3 separate regions of the Mus musculus genome follow, and all the other regions are linked to region 3. A link is a contact called in ENCODE Hi-C or POLR2A ChIA-PET data. All regions are on one chromosome and are shown on one strand. The core of a region is the stretch at or near the end of the contact, and the rest is flanking DNA. Distances in the headings are between cores, read along the strand shown. Region 1 overlaps Zfhx3 (zinc finger homeobox 3). Region 2 has its middle 28 kb from the start of Lncbate1. Region 3 holds the start of Zfhx3 (zinc finger homeobox 3).

The links. A loop is a pair of places that touch in the nucleus more often than their neighbours do. ChIA-PET counts read pairs that join two places held with the same protein, here RNA polymerase II (POLR2A).
Region 1: a loop to region 3 is called in a map of mouse trophoblast stem cell, with 2.4 times the contacts of the local background. The contact joins the enhancer-like site here to the promoter of Zfhx3 in region 3. A Hi-C loop is called at or near these places in 1 of 37 maps with a recorded cell type or tissue (mouse trophoblast stem cell). POLR2A ChIA-PET finds 5 or more read pairs at or near these places in 1 of 5 experiments (Patski).
Region 2: a map of heart shows a loop between it and region 3 (2.0-fold over the local background). The contact joins the enhancer-like site here to the promoter of Zfhx3 in region 3. A Hi-C loop is called at or near these places in 1 of 37 maps with a recorded cell type or tissue (heart). POLR2A ChIA-PET finds 5 or more read pairs at or near these places in 2 of 5 experiments (both embryonic stem cell).

What each region holds. Positions count from the first base shown.
Region 1 is chr8:108,827,345-108,831,734 of GRCm38, reverse strand. All of the region lies in intron 3 of Zfhx3 (zinc finger homeobox 3), which reads right to left. Among named protein-coding and RNA genes, the nearest start is that of Mir3108, 110 kb to the left of the region's middle. Within about 2 kb of position 2,099, at least 1 of the 3 ENCODE cell types and tissues checked has a DNase peak (open chromatin) inside an H3K27ac peak, as active enhancers do.
Region 2 is chr8:108,610,906-108,615,034 of GRCm38, reverse strand. It overlaps a transcript of Zfhx3 not described here. Among named protein-coding and RNA genes, the nearest start is that of Lncbate1, 28 kb to the right of the region's middle. Within about 2 kb of position 2,079, at least 1 of the 3 ENCODE cell types and tissues checked has a DNase peak (open chromatin) inside an H3K27ac peak, as active enhancers do; it is heart, where a contact is called at or near this core.
Region 3 is chr8:108,711,635-108,715,911 of GRCm38, reverse strand. It overlaps Zfhx3 (zinc finger homeobox 3), which reads right to left and starts at 1,268. Exons shown (of 10, transcript NM_007496.2): 1 at 582-1,268.

The sequences.
Region 1 (4,390 bases), core at 850-3,349, 110 kb before region 3:
CTGAGTAACAAATAAAAACATTTGCCCCTTGACAAAATACACCCAGGACTGTCTGTGAAACCATCGGACTACAAGGATCTCACTCTCCGGAGAGCCATGAACAAGATGGAGCTGATTCTACCTGTGGTGGTAGTGACAGTGACGTAAGCAGTCTTTCTCGCACGGAAAAGCTTTCCTATGATTAGATGTGCCCTAGGAGTCAACTGCAGAACTATGCAGAGGAACCCAAAGGCTGCTGCTGTTCAGTGGGCCATTCCTTCACGGGGTTCCGTATTTCCTAAATGACCTTCATCTGGTAGATGCTGGGAATGCCTACTAAAAACGTAATCTGTCTTTCCAACCTGTGCTCAGGGAACAATCTCAAGATGGGAACTGCAACCTGCCCTTTAAAACGGTTCCCCAGTTGCTTCTGACGCCCAAAAGGATATATCTGCTTTTTAAGAACTGTGAGTGCCTGCCTGCATGTGTGAGTGTGTGTGTGAGTATGAGTGTGTATGTGTGTGTGAGTGTGTGTGTGTGTGTGTGTGTGTGTAAAGGCGTGCAGACACCTACATGTGGAGGTCAGAGCACACACCTGTCATTATTCTCTGCGACACTACCAACCTCCTTTGAATCACAGCCTCTCTGGCCTAGAGATTGGCAATTAGGCCAGTCCGGCAGGGAGCCTGACAGACCCTCCTGTCTCTGTCTCCCTGGGCCTAGACAACAAGTGTGTGTTGTACACTACCACAACCAGCATATGTGGGTCTTAGGCCCGAACTCAGGTCCTCAAACTTAAAAGACCAGCCCCTGCTTGTTGTCCCTTAAAGGCACTATGAAATTACAAATCACCACCGAATTCTACACCACTAAGACGAAACAGTTCCTACCAATCTCTGTCTCGGGATGTCCAACCTATACTACGCCACAGCATTGCATAAATGCAGTAATCAATACAGGCAGTGTTTTCCTACTACACAGGGACTGTCTTTCCCACTAAGACATACATATGCATCAATACTTTTTCCACAGCTGCCCAGCGAGCTGCAGCAAGGGCATGCCGTAATTGTTTTAACTAGTACAACAGAATAGTTTGCTAAAAAACTAACTACCTGACATAACCAATGTTGTAAGAACAGCCATAGATATCAATGTCCAGAAGATAACACGCCCACTGCACTTTACCTGCACTTCATATTCTGACAGACATCCCAGCGGGTGAGCCGGGGGGGGGGGGGGGGGATAAGTAATCCTCATGGCCGGCCACCAACACCAACAGGGCTCAGAGCCCCTGGAAGTCTTTACGATTTAAGAGTATGATCGACTTGAAATAAACATTGAAGGGGAAAGCTGTGCAAGTGACTTAAGTGGCTTCCTCGAGCAGAAGACAACTGAGGTCTGCACGGGGAAGCAAAGCAACCAAGGGCCCCGCCCAACCCCTGGCCAGAACTGGGCATCCTTGCAGAACACACAGGCATGCTCCGAGTGTTCTCTGGCTTCTGATTCAAATTCTACTTCTAACGGGCAGTCCCCACTCCTGCCCCTGTCCCCCATTCTCCTGCTCTGCCTGCATTATTCTGAGACAAGCTGCAGGTAACTGGAGCAGCAAGGCAGCCATTATTACTTCTTCATGGACCCCAGGGCTTAAAAAACAAACAAACAAGCAAACAAACAAACAAGCAAACAAACAAACACACCCGTTTTTTCCCTTTCCTCCAATGGGTATAGAGTCTTGCTCGGAAGCAGGAAGGGCGTGAAGCTACAAGAAGAAGTGTTGTGGGTCACCCGGAGAGGTGGAGAACCCAGAGGGGGGCTGGTTTGTCCAAGTGTGGTCTAAGCAGGGTAATGGAAGGACCTGAGGGAATGTCATCTTCATGTGGCTTCCAGGCCATCCTCAGTCCTATCCAACAGAATCTCAAAGCTAACAGGAGAGGCGCAGAGAGACAGCTACCAGACGTGGCTGCTGGATATGAAGCAAGGAGTCTTGGGGTCTGGGAAGAAGGGACTCTGACAGAGAGCAAAAGAGGGTTAGCACATGTGGCCAGCTCTCAGCAGGATCCGTGCTGGCTCAGGCTCTGGGATGCTTGGCTGGGGCCTTGTCCTGACCGAGGAGAAGACGGGCCTCTGCCGGTTTCCTAGCAACCATGGCAGGCGGCAAGCAGTATCCCAGGCAAAGGCTGTCCAGGGAAAAATTAAAATGGCCACACGCACAGATGCAGAAGGAAAGCAGGCCCGCCTCCCAGCTGGGCATGGCGGGAGGCATGCAGAGGGCCCCTGCCAGCTGGTCCCTAAACTAAGCTCCACTGCAAAGTATCTGGGATTGGTGGGGGGGGGGGGGGGGCAGCGATAAAATTGGCCTCACTGTACGGAAGCCTCGGAACATGACCACATCTCAGGGCCAGGCATGCACTCCCGACTGTCTTCCTTCCAGCTTTGGTCACAAGCAGGGACACTGAAGCGCCAAATCTGGACTGTTTTGTACACACCCAAACTCTCCTCCCTAAAGTAACTTCCCATGGCCCATTCTTGCTTGGCACTGCCCTTCACTAAGGGAACGTTAGTGTCTGATCATCCCCAAATCACTCATGGGGGGGCTATGAGGTCCACCTGTCCTACACAGGTGACACCACTTGGGCCACAGTCATCTGTGCCTTCTGTACCTAAGCCTGTCTCATCCGATCTCACCTGTTTTGCCAGTTAAATACCAAGTGGGAGGTATGGCAACTGGTGCCAGCGTCTGGAGCAAAGGGTTGACAAGCAAGGTGGCTGTCACAGCACAAGAGGAGATGTCTGCCCAACATACTGAACACAGAGACAAGGTAGCATAGGATCAGATATGCCTGCATATGGTCTCAGGTGTCCTCCAACCCTGTGGAGTGCACAGTGAGACTCTAAGCACTCTCTAGTATCTGGGGTCTTTTGTTTGTACAAGATTGTCTTGACTGGGCACGGCCAGATTGCCACATGCGGCACTGTTTCTAGAATCCCACCCTACCCTACACATCAGGATATCCAATGCTAGGCTTCCTCTGCTCTGCAGGCGATATTACAGCGGATGCATGAGGAGGTGGGGCTGGCACCTGTCAGAGCCGGGGACATTTCTGTCATTTGGAAGCCACTCTCCCCTCATCTTGCTTCCTTGCTCTGTCCACTCTTAAGCTCTTGGAGAAATCATTTAGCGCATAACACAGTAAGGCTGCTATGGGCCAACTGGATGGCTCACCTAGGAAAGATGCTCGCTGCCAAGTCTGAAGACCTAGGTTCCAGCTCCAGGATCCACACAGTACAAGGACAGAACTAACTCTCGAGGTCCCTAAAAGCTGTCTTCTGATTTCTCCTGCATGCTGTGGCACGTGTACGTAGACAGACAGACATATATGCATGCATGCTCACACTGCATAAATATAATAGCTTGAAAGCTGTTATGGGGACTAATAAAATTAGTAATATAAGGCATGCAACATGCCTAAAAATTACAAACATGTTTACACACATGTGTTCACTTGAATCTATACATATGCTATACACAAGCATAACCCGCCACTTGGGTTATCTATCTATAATAAGGAGAGAAGAAACACAATCTATTCTTGACGAATTCAAATGCCTTACTTTCTGAAACCAAAAAAAATGTAGACGACTTGTATGGTAGCACCCCGGGATGTACGGCCCTGACTTTGCCTCCTTAGACTGTCTGCATGACGCACGTAACATCCAGGAAGCACACCCAGGAATGAAGACTCTTCGCCACAGCCCACGAAGCACTTCCCAGATCTCTGCTATGACCTCATCAATCTCAAGTCTCTCTCCTTGGTAGTAGATGAAGTGGGAGCTAATGAAAAAGCTAAGGAAATCAGTACCGCTAAGGAAACGCCAATACTCATTCGCCATCAACATCAGCAGTGGACCGCATTTTTTTTCCATCCTGCTTTGAATTGCTTCATCCTGGCACTTATACCACGTGGCTCGCGGGCAGGGCCCGCATCTCTGTCTCCACATTCCCTACAAGGCCTGCCTAGCAAAGCTATTACTCATTAAGTGTCAAAATAGTAATTATCACAGGTGGTGAATGCGCAAACGGGTTCGTGGCTGGCTGTACTGGACTAGCCCGCACTTGCCTGGGGCACAGGAGTTTAAACAGTCGGAATGCTGTGCTGCTGCGCACGGCCCGTGCTTCCTGTTTACTTATTTATTTGTTACCGGCAAGGAGAGGCGTGAGTTTCCTGCTTTTAGAGGAAATGGGTTAACTCTTTGAAGCCACACAAAGCCACACGCTTGATAGTTTTGCACTCAAGTTAGAAGGAGCTGAGATTTGACTGTCCTGACCCAATGCCTTCTTTCTAGCTTTCTGGGGTGCTTTAAGAGCTTCCTAGGAAGACTACAAGAACACAGCTCTTGTGTTCCTCCAAGA
Region 2 (4,129 bases), core at 830-3,329, 100 kb after region 3:
TTTATATATTTTGTTTGGACATTTATATATCAGTATACATTACTAATAAGTTAATTTTTCTACTTTCCTGCATACTATAGTTTATAAAATTTCTGCAATGAATTATGTTACCTTGGAAAGAGTCAAATAGTATGAAGATAAACCTATAATAATACCAGGGGCTAGGGAGATGGCTCAGCAGTTAAAAGTGCTTTTCTAGAGGGCCTGGGTTCAGTTCCCAGCACCCACATGACAGTTTACAACCGTCTGTCTATAACTTCTGTTCCAGGCATCCAATGTCCTCTTCTGGAAACTGCAGACACTGCACATACCTTGTACACATATAGACATACAACAAAACACTCAGACACATAAGAACAAATAAATCTTAAAATAAAAAAACACAGCAGCAACAAGAAGTGATTGAGAAGCCTTGTTAAGTAGGTCAGATATTTTAAAGGGGGCCTTGAAAGAGGATAGCAATTTGAATGGAGGAGTCAAATATAGAGAATGTCTAGTAGATTGAGGAAAGACTTCCTAGCTGAACCTGTCAGAGTCAAGTTGGAAGAATGCTTTGAGGAAATCTGGGATCCTTGGAACCTAATATTAGGAAACAGAAGCTGCTGCCTGGTTAGTGACAATGGGTGTCTGCAATTGATTAGTGATGTCTGCATGGATATAAGAATGGAGGGAATAGCTACAATCAAACCACAGATTTCCTCCCACTAAAGTGCACAAAGTAGAGTCAGCTCAGTTCTACTCTACAGACTTTGAGAAAACATGTGGTGAGTTCTATATGTGGAGCTGAAAAACTATACCTCTAGCTCTCATCTAAATTCTCCAAATTCCCATGAATAGGGTCCAACCTAGACAAGCTCCACTCTACTTGCTAACACTGGCCTTGCCTGAGGTCACCCAATGACATGTGGTATTTCCATTGTGCCAGAGAGAGTGAAGAATACAAACAGGGAAGAGGGGTGGGGTGGCGAGCTGAGAAGGGTTAGAACCACAGCCTCCCCAAGCCCTGAGTTACTGAAAATATCCTGTATGACAGCTGAATGCAGCCATCTCTCCTTGAAAGACAGCTTCCATCAAGTCCAACTGAAGATATTTTTAGTATATCCTGGGTACCAAATAACTGCTCCTGTGTCCTGAAAAATGATGAATTCATTCAAACAACAAGTCAGGACCCTGGGTATCAGTCAACTCCAGCCAGTCATAACAGCTGCCAAATATAAAATATTACATGTACCCTGTGAGCCTTGGTTTGCATTCTCTTCAACATGCATATTCAAGAATCTCATTCCATCCCAAGCTGTCAGAGATGGTGACAGTTGCATGAGGGGCAGGGCGCGGGTCCTCTAGCTTTATGGAGAGAGATTATTTTTTAACCAAAATTATTTTCCATTGTAAATGTTTAAATCCATATTAAGTCCAGATTAATGCAGGCAGCAGCTTCAAAAGATATCAACTGGGGTGTGTGTGTGTGGGGGGGGAGGCGATAATAATAAATGAAATGGTTCAGGACAGGTCCCATCACAAGGAATATTTTCAGACTAGAAAAGAAAGTTGTTTGGATTAAAAAGATATCTAAAGAAAATATGTTTCCCAGGGATAGCTGGCTCCTTTCACAGACACCCAAACTTTGTACACAAACCAGGGCCTCACACTTTTTTTTCCCCCTTTTTCTTTTTCACATGATTGGAATTAATAATGTAGATAAACCCTAAACAAATCGGGATTAGTGTTAACTGTGTTTTGAGATTTAGGAAGCAATTGGAAAGAGAGAGAGAGAGAGAGAGAGAGAGAGAGAGAGAGAGAGAGAGAGAGAGAGAGAGAGAGAGAGAGAGTTGCTTAAGAAAAAAACAACCAAAACTCTGAACTGCCTGGACTGCCTGGATTATGGGATGGAGAAAGGAGTCATGGGAAGGGGGTGGGGGAAGGGCGAAGAGTAACAGCAAGGAGGGACCAGCTGAGCTGGCTAATCAAAGCCCTTCTAATCATAGCAACTTTGGAGATGTGTTCAAAGGCTCTTTCCTGACCACAGGCTGGGCGAGGTCACAAGTGAAATGCAGTTGCTGGGGAGGGGGAGGGGTGTCCGGGATTTGGGGAGAGAACTCTGCCATCTCACTTGGAGAGGGGAGGCCTCTTGGAGCATCTCAGGAAACTGGCCCAGCTCTCTAGCGGGGAAGGAACAATTCCACCCCGGACTTGCACAACCTGTAAAGAGATGAAATATTCCACCCCAGCATGTTTGTTCCTGCCTGGAAAGTTCTTCCTAGAGGACGGGTCTCGGGCATGAGAATCATTTTCTTTTCATGGACAAATCATTGCATGACAGAGTGAATTTTAATGAAGTCGTTTAGATTCTTTGATGTATCTCCGCTTGAGTCATTGAAAATGGCCCCAGCACATGGACTCGGACAATCCATTTCTTACCTTTACAGGAACCCCTTAAGGCTCACGATGATGCAGACCAAGTGCATTTCTTTTCGTCCCCTTTGAAAGCTCAATTCCCAGTAAAGAAAGGGCCGTAGAAGCTCTTCATTTAGCCAAAGGAAATAGTGTCTCCAGACACATATGGCTGAAGAGCTGGCTATGCAGCCAGAGTGAGGCGAGGGCATGGGGCAAGCTTTGCAACGACGATGTCGACCTTCTCCACCACGCTGGTCTCAATGGATGCAGGCATGGTTTAACTTTCTCCTTCCCCGCCTGCTACTGAGCTGCCAGCTACACAGCTCCCCTTTGCTGTGACCTCTCCTGGTGCCTGCTTCAGGTGGCTTCTCTTTGTTACTATTTTGTCCTAACCTTCCAGCAACCAGGCTAGTCTGAGGTTTCTTGGAACTTTTGGGGGGTTCGAGAGATCGTGTCCCCCCATCTGTTTCCTGTTCCGCTTTTCAGCATTTCCTCTTCTCTCGCACAGCACTGAGAGCTCGAGGCTTGGGACATGCACGCCCTGTCCCTGTCTTGTAGTACAGGAGTTTATTATCTTTGTAGGTTTTTTTTTTTTGTTCCCTCCTCCTGGAGATGCATCAGAATGGGAAGACCTGAGAGCCATGGGGGCTGGGTGACTTTTTTTGTTTTGCAATGTCTGTTGCCTGTAGATTGTGCAGTAGATTGGTACCAAGAAAAAAAAAAAAAGCAGCGTGCATTTTAAAGGACTCTTGATAGTTACCATGGTGATATGAGATTTTGGTAAATAAAAATATATTCTGGGGAACAAGAACTAAGTCAGAGGTTTAACCTTCAGAAAACCCTCATTAGACTAACGATGGGTGAAAAATGAAGGACAAATGCTAAAATCATGGACACGAAGTAGTGTGAACACAATTTCAGCCTAAAAATAAAGGTTTTTATTTTCCCAGTTGAAATATATATCCTTACAAGCAATCCCAAACACCATCCAAAGGCAAAACAATGCACTGTTAGGGGTACATGATCTTCAGGCTTCAGAGGTCTGCATAAAGGGCATTTGTCTTACAGATAATGGGCATCTCCCAGACACCAGCTCTTAAAAAAAAAAAAAAAAAAAAAAAAAAAAAAAAAAACCACGGAGGCTGAGCCATCAACCTAGGACCCATTGCTCTGATCTCCACTTGAACAGATCCCCCGATGGTACTACGATATAGTACACTGGAAGTGGAACCTACCGATACAGTGAGACACAATTACTCACACTTGTATCATAGAGGCACATATACCGTTTTCCATGTAGATAGACACGCATAAATACACAGCTTTCCCTATCTCTCAGTCCTCATCTGCCCACTCAGCCAAATATATGTTTAAAACACGTGAGAAAGTTACATGTATATAGGACCAGCCCGGATTTTTTCCTCTTACCAATGTTCCCTGAACACACACAGTAAAACAATTTACACAGAACCTACATGGCATTAGAGACACGGGATCTAGAAGTGACCTAATGTGTAGGAAGATGTGTGTAGGTTACATGCAAATACCATGTTACTGTACATGAAGGACTCAAGCAGTCACATACAGACTTTGGTATCTGAAAAGGGCTTTTGAGTCAGTCCCCTAAGATGACTGTTGATGTGTATGTAGACACACACACACACACGCACACACACACACACACACACACACACACACACACACACACACACAAGATTGGGGTGAGGGTTGAGCA
Region 3 (4,277 bases), core at 19-2,518:
CCCCCCAAAATAAATGCTGTACCGGTTCTGGCAGAAGAACAAACCGAAATTAGAGAGCAGCCAGGCCAAGATGATCTCCATAGGTCCCGCCAGCTCTGCCCTGATTCTCTCTTTAATTACTCCCCAAACAGGCACATTCTTCACATTGCTGCAAACTGACCAGCGACTTCTAACACACTCTCACTCTCTCTCTCTCTTTCCTTCATAACCGCCCCCCCCCCCGGCAGCTGAAGGTGTGTTTTAGACCAAAGAATCCAAAGTTCTCAATGGCACCAGTACCCCCAAGTATTAACAAGGTAGGAACTAACCCAAAAGCAGGAGGAGGAGGAGGAGGAGGAGGTCGGGAAGGAAAAGCAAGAGGAGATAGGAGGAAGAACGTACTCTGGTGCCCAGCAGACTCTAAGCCACTCTCTCCCCAGGTAGGTTCCTCCTGGAGTCTAGGAGTTCAAGTGCATCCAAGCCTGCCCTTCCCCCACACGCCCCAAGAGAATGGGAAGTTCAGCCAAGACTCACTCGCAGCACCTGCCTCCAGCGCTAGGCCGGCTGCGAGCGGCGCGGCGGGGGAGGGAGGCTGCACTCACCTGGCACACAAAGCCTCCGTACACCTCAGGAGGAAGGAGGCACTCGGAGGTCCGGGGGCCACCACGCCGGGCAGCGCGACAACGGGAGATTCCAGTGGCAGCGGAGCCCCGAACTTACCCACCCCAGGCGGCATTCTCCCCACCTCCCGCTGCCCCCCGGGCTCGGCGGTGGCGCAGGCTAGGAGCGAGGGGCCTGGCGGCAGGGGCGGGGCGCGCATGGTGGCGGCCCGGGGCTGGCGATCTGCGGGCTGCCCCGGGGAGGGAGGTCCCCCAGGCGCGGCGGGGATTCACCCACGGGGCGCGGCGCTGCGTCCCGGTCCCCGTCCCGGCCTGCCCGCCTCTCTCCTCCTCCTGCGCCGCCCGCTCGCCCGCCCGCCCGCCCGGAATCGCTTTATGTAAATGAAGCTCAACTCGCAGTTTGCAGCGCGCACCGCCCGAGGAAGGGGGGCGGGCGGGGCGGGGGGCCTTCGGGGATCCACATTACACAGCAACAAAGCGGAAGGTTAATTTGAAACTCACAGCCCCGCAGCCTCTCGGCTCCCCGGGCAAAGCCTGACATCTACAGTCGCGCTGGGCGCAGGCCGGGCTGCTCGCGGTGGCCGCGCCCGCGCGCCTGCGGGGACCTGGGGACATAGACGCACAAACACACAGGAGCAGGGCCGGAGCTGCCGGGCCCGGGCTCCCAGCACCAGCCTTGGAGGCGGCCTGGGCCGCACTCGCCTGGGGACAGGAGCCTTGGCTGCCCTGGCCTGCACCAACCCAGGAACCGGCCCGGCAGGAACAAAGCCGCGTCCCCGCGAGGCACTGACCGCACCGCTCATCAAAAGTCAAAGGCCGGCCTGGAAGAAACGGACGCGCCTTCGGCCACCCCCAGTCTCTCCCCCAAAAGAGAAGAACAAGCAGTCGGGGCCTCCGAACCCTGATCCATCAGTCTCTGGGCCCTGTCCACGTCAGAGCCAGGCCACTCTAACATGGGGACTTTAGCCAATGTGGACAGGAATTTATTTGAAACACACACCCATCCTATTAACTGCTTCACAGAGCACTTCTGTTTTTCAGCTGCAGAAACTTACGAAAACATCCCCTACTCACTCACTCTCCATTGAGAGTTTAAGGACAGTTTCTAAGGAGAGGGGGAGAAGAGGAGAGCAAGAAACGACTAGAAAAGGCCAAGCAGCCTGGAACCACCCGCTGTCAGGATCAGGAGACTGCCCTTAGGAGCCACAGAGCATTTCAGACAGGGCAAGAAAGGTGGCCCGGCTCAAGACGATTCTACCACCAGGATCAAACCCAACGGGGCTACCTCGGCTGGTCACAGCGACAGCTGGGCACTTCTAGGTCTCCCAAGGTTCACCTTTGGCGTTCTGTTATGCAAAGGCAGGCCCCCTTGAAATCTCACCGGAAGGCTCCAGTCCTCTCAGACAGAATTCCACCCTCCTCCTAAATCTAGTCTTCATTCCCAGCATAGAAAGACACCTGCTTTTTCTCTTTCTGAAAACCAGCCACCCAGGCTGCCCCCGGCAGCCGCGAGTCTTTTCCTACTGCACAATAATGAACCATGCAAGTGTTAGAAATATAATAAGCTCACCCGGCGAAGAGCAGAATGTATGGAATCGTATTTGCATTAAACACACACTAACAGGGAGGAAAGGGGGAGGCTTGCTTGGTGAAAACTACAGGGCCCCAATGTAGGAAGCATTTTGGTACAATAGAATTCGGTTTCAAATCGATGTAAATACCTAACCTGTTGGGCGCAGTCTGTTACCCTGTCTATATTTTAGCACAAGAAAAAAAAAAAAGATTGCAATCGCCGTCTCCCTTCCCCCACCCCAAGCTAGGACCTTGGGAGAAAAGAGCTGCCTCTGGGGAATCATGTCTGATTAGGGACAAAGGAGGGCAGAGGCCAAATTTAGTCAAACTTGGGGAAGGGGGAGAGCAGGTCTGGGGGGGTTGGGGGAGGATGGGTTTTTGAGCCAGAGTATGGCCTCCATAGACCTGCTTCAGGCTGCCTGACCTCGGGCTCAAGAACAGGTGGTGTTTTCAAAACACACTGTTATTTATGTTAGCCACACGAGTCAGGAACACCTTAAAGAAAACCAATTAATAATTTAATTGAAAAAGTGGCAATGAATAATGCATAAAGACGAGGAGATAGGCAAGGTGGGGGGGGGGAGAATCTCCTCTCAGAAGATGACCCCCCCCTCCAGAAATCTCTTTGGGAAAACAGAGATTCCAGACCCTCAGCCCTCACCTGGAAGCTACAGGCTGAAGATGCAAAGCCAACAGGAAACTGCTTTCCACTCCTGGAAAACTGAATTTTGCAGCTTCCTCATGAGTTTTATTCACGGGACAGCCTCAGAATCTTGTAAGGAGGTGAGTATAGGTGGGGGCATGGGATACACATTTTGACAAAATGAAAGCTAGAAAGGGAAAAAAAAACACCCCACAAGACAGGATCTAAAGTAATGAGAGATCCTGAGGAGGGGGTGGCAGTAGAGGGCCTCTGCCTTGATCCTGCCTCTGTCCCAGGCCCTGGGTCAGGCCTTCTACACCTCAGAAGCCTGACAAGCAGAAAAAAGAATGACCCTGATCCCCTTTCTTTATCTCAACCCTGCAATAACTACATGCATGACGAGGCCTACTCAAGCCTGTCTTTGTTTAGACAAAAATTTAACTTGGAGAGCCACAGGCAGGTAACCTACAGCCTGGAGACCGTCGTGAACAGGATGGACTGTGAAAAAAAAAAAAAGCTGGGGTGCTCCTGCCTCGGGGGTAACTCATTTCCATCCAACCAAAACAAGAGGGAATTCACAAGGCCCACGCTCACATAATGAAACCGTCAATTTCTCCGAAATCCACGTTGCCAATTCTGTCCCCAGACTCAGGACAGGGCAGCTGTCTGATGTTAAACCCAGGCCTGCCCAGCACTGACAGCCTGATATTCTGGGGCAGCACCCAGGACGCAAGGACAAAATAGAGCCACCGCCAGAAAAGGCAGGCCCCTTCACGGGTTTCTCACCGCCCTTTCCTTCCCTGGCCTCAGCTCCCTCACTCGCTCGCTCGCTCGCTCGGCTAGAAAGCCTCACTGACAGCCAAAGGATAAATATTTAAAAATAAACCAGGGAATGCTAGCCCCTTCTCTTCTCCTCCCCTTACCCATTCTCCGAGCCAGAGGTCTGCCCACGAACGCTTGAACGCTTAGCTGGCTGATAAATGACACCTCTCCAACCCAGCCAAACCTGCTTCCCCACCCCCAGACTCGCTCCCCCACCCCCACCCCCAGTGCTGTGTCTTCTCAAGTCCCAAAAGCTAAAAGTATGATCCCTGAGTGAAGATCCAGAGGATGTCAGCATGCCAGCCCCTCTTCAGAGCACCACTGGGGCTAGGTAGATGTATGTCATTCTTCCAGATCATTCTGGTTTTATTATACTGATTTTAAAACTTTGTGCTTAAATCCTCTGGAGGCTAAAACCTCGGATGGGGTGGGGGGCACAGACATACACAGACATGCCCTCCTTCTCCCTGCCAATAAATACATTCAGAACTGAATTTTGCTCTATGGCCTGAGCTCATCCCACCAATACAAGGTAGTTTTATTTAGAGGCTAGGCATCTGCTGGGGGCCCAGGCCCCCTGGATCAGGTCTAGTATACAGATCCACCTCCAGGCAGCTCAGCCACTGAAGGCTGGGGCACTG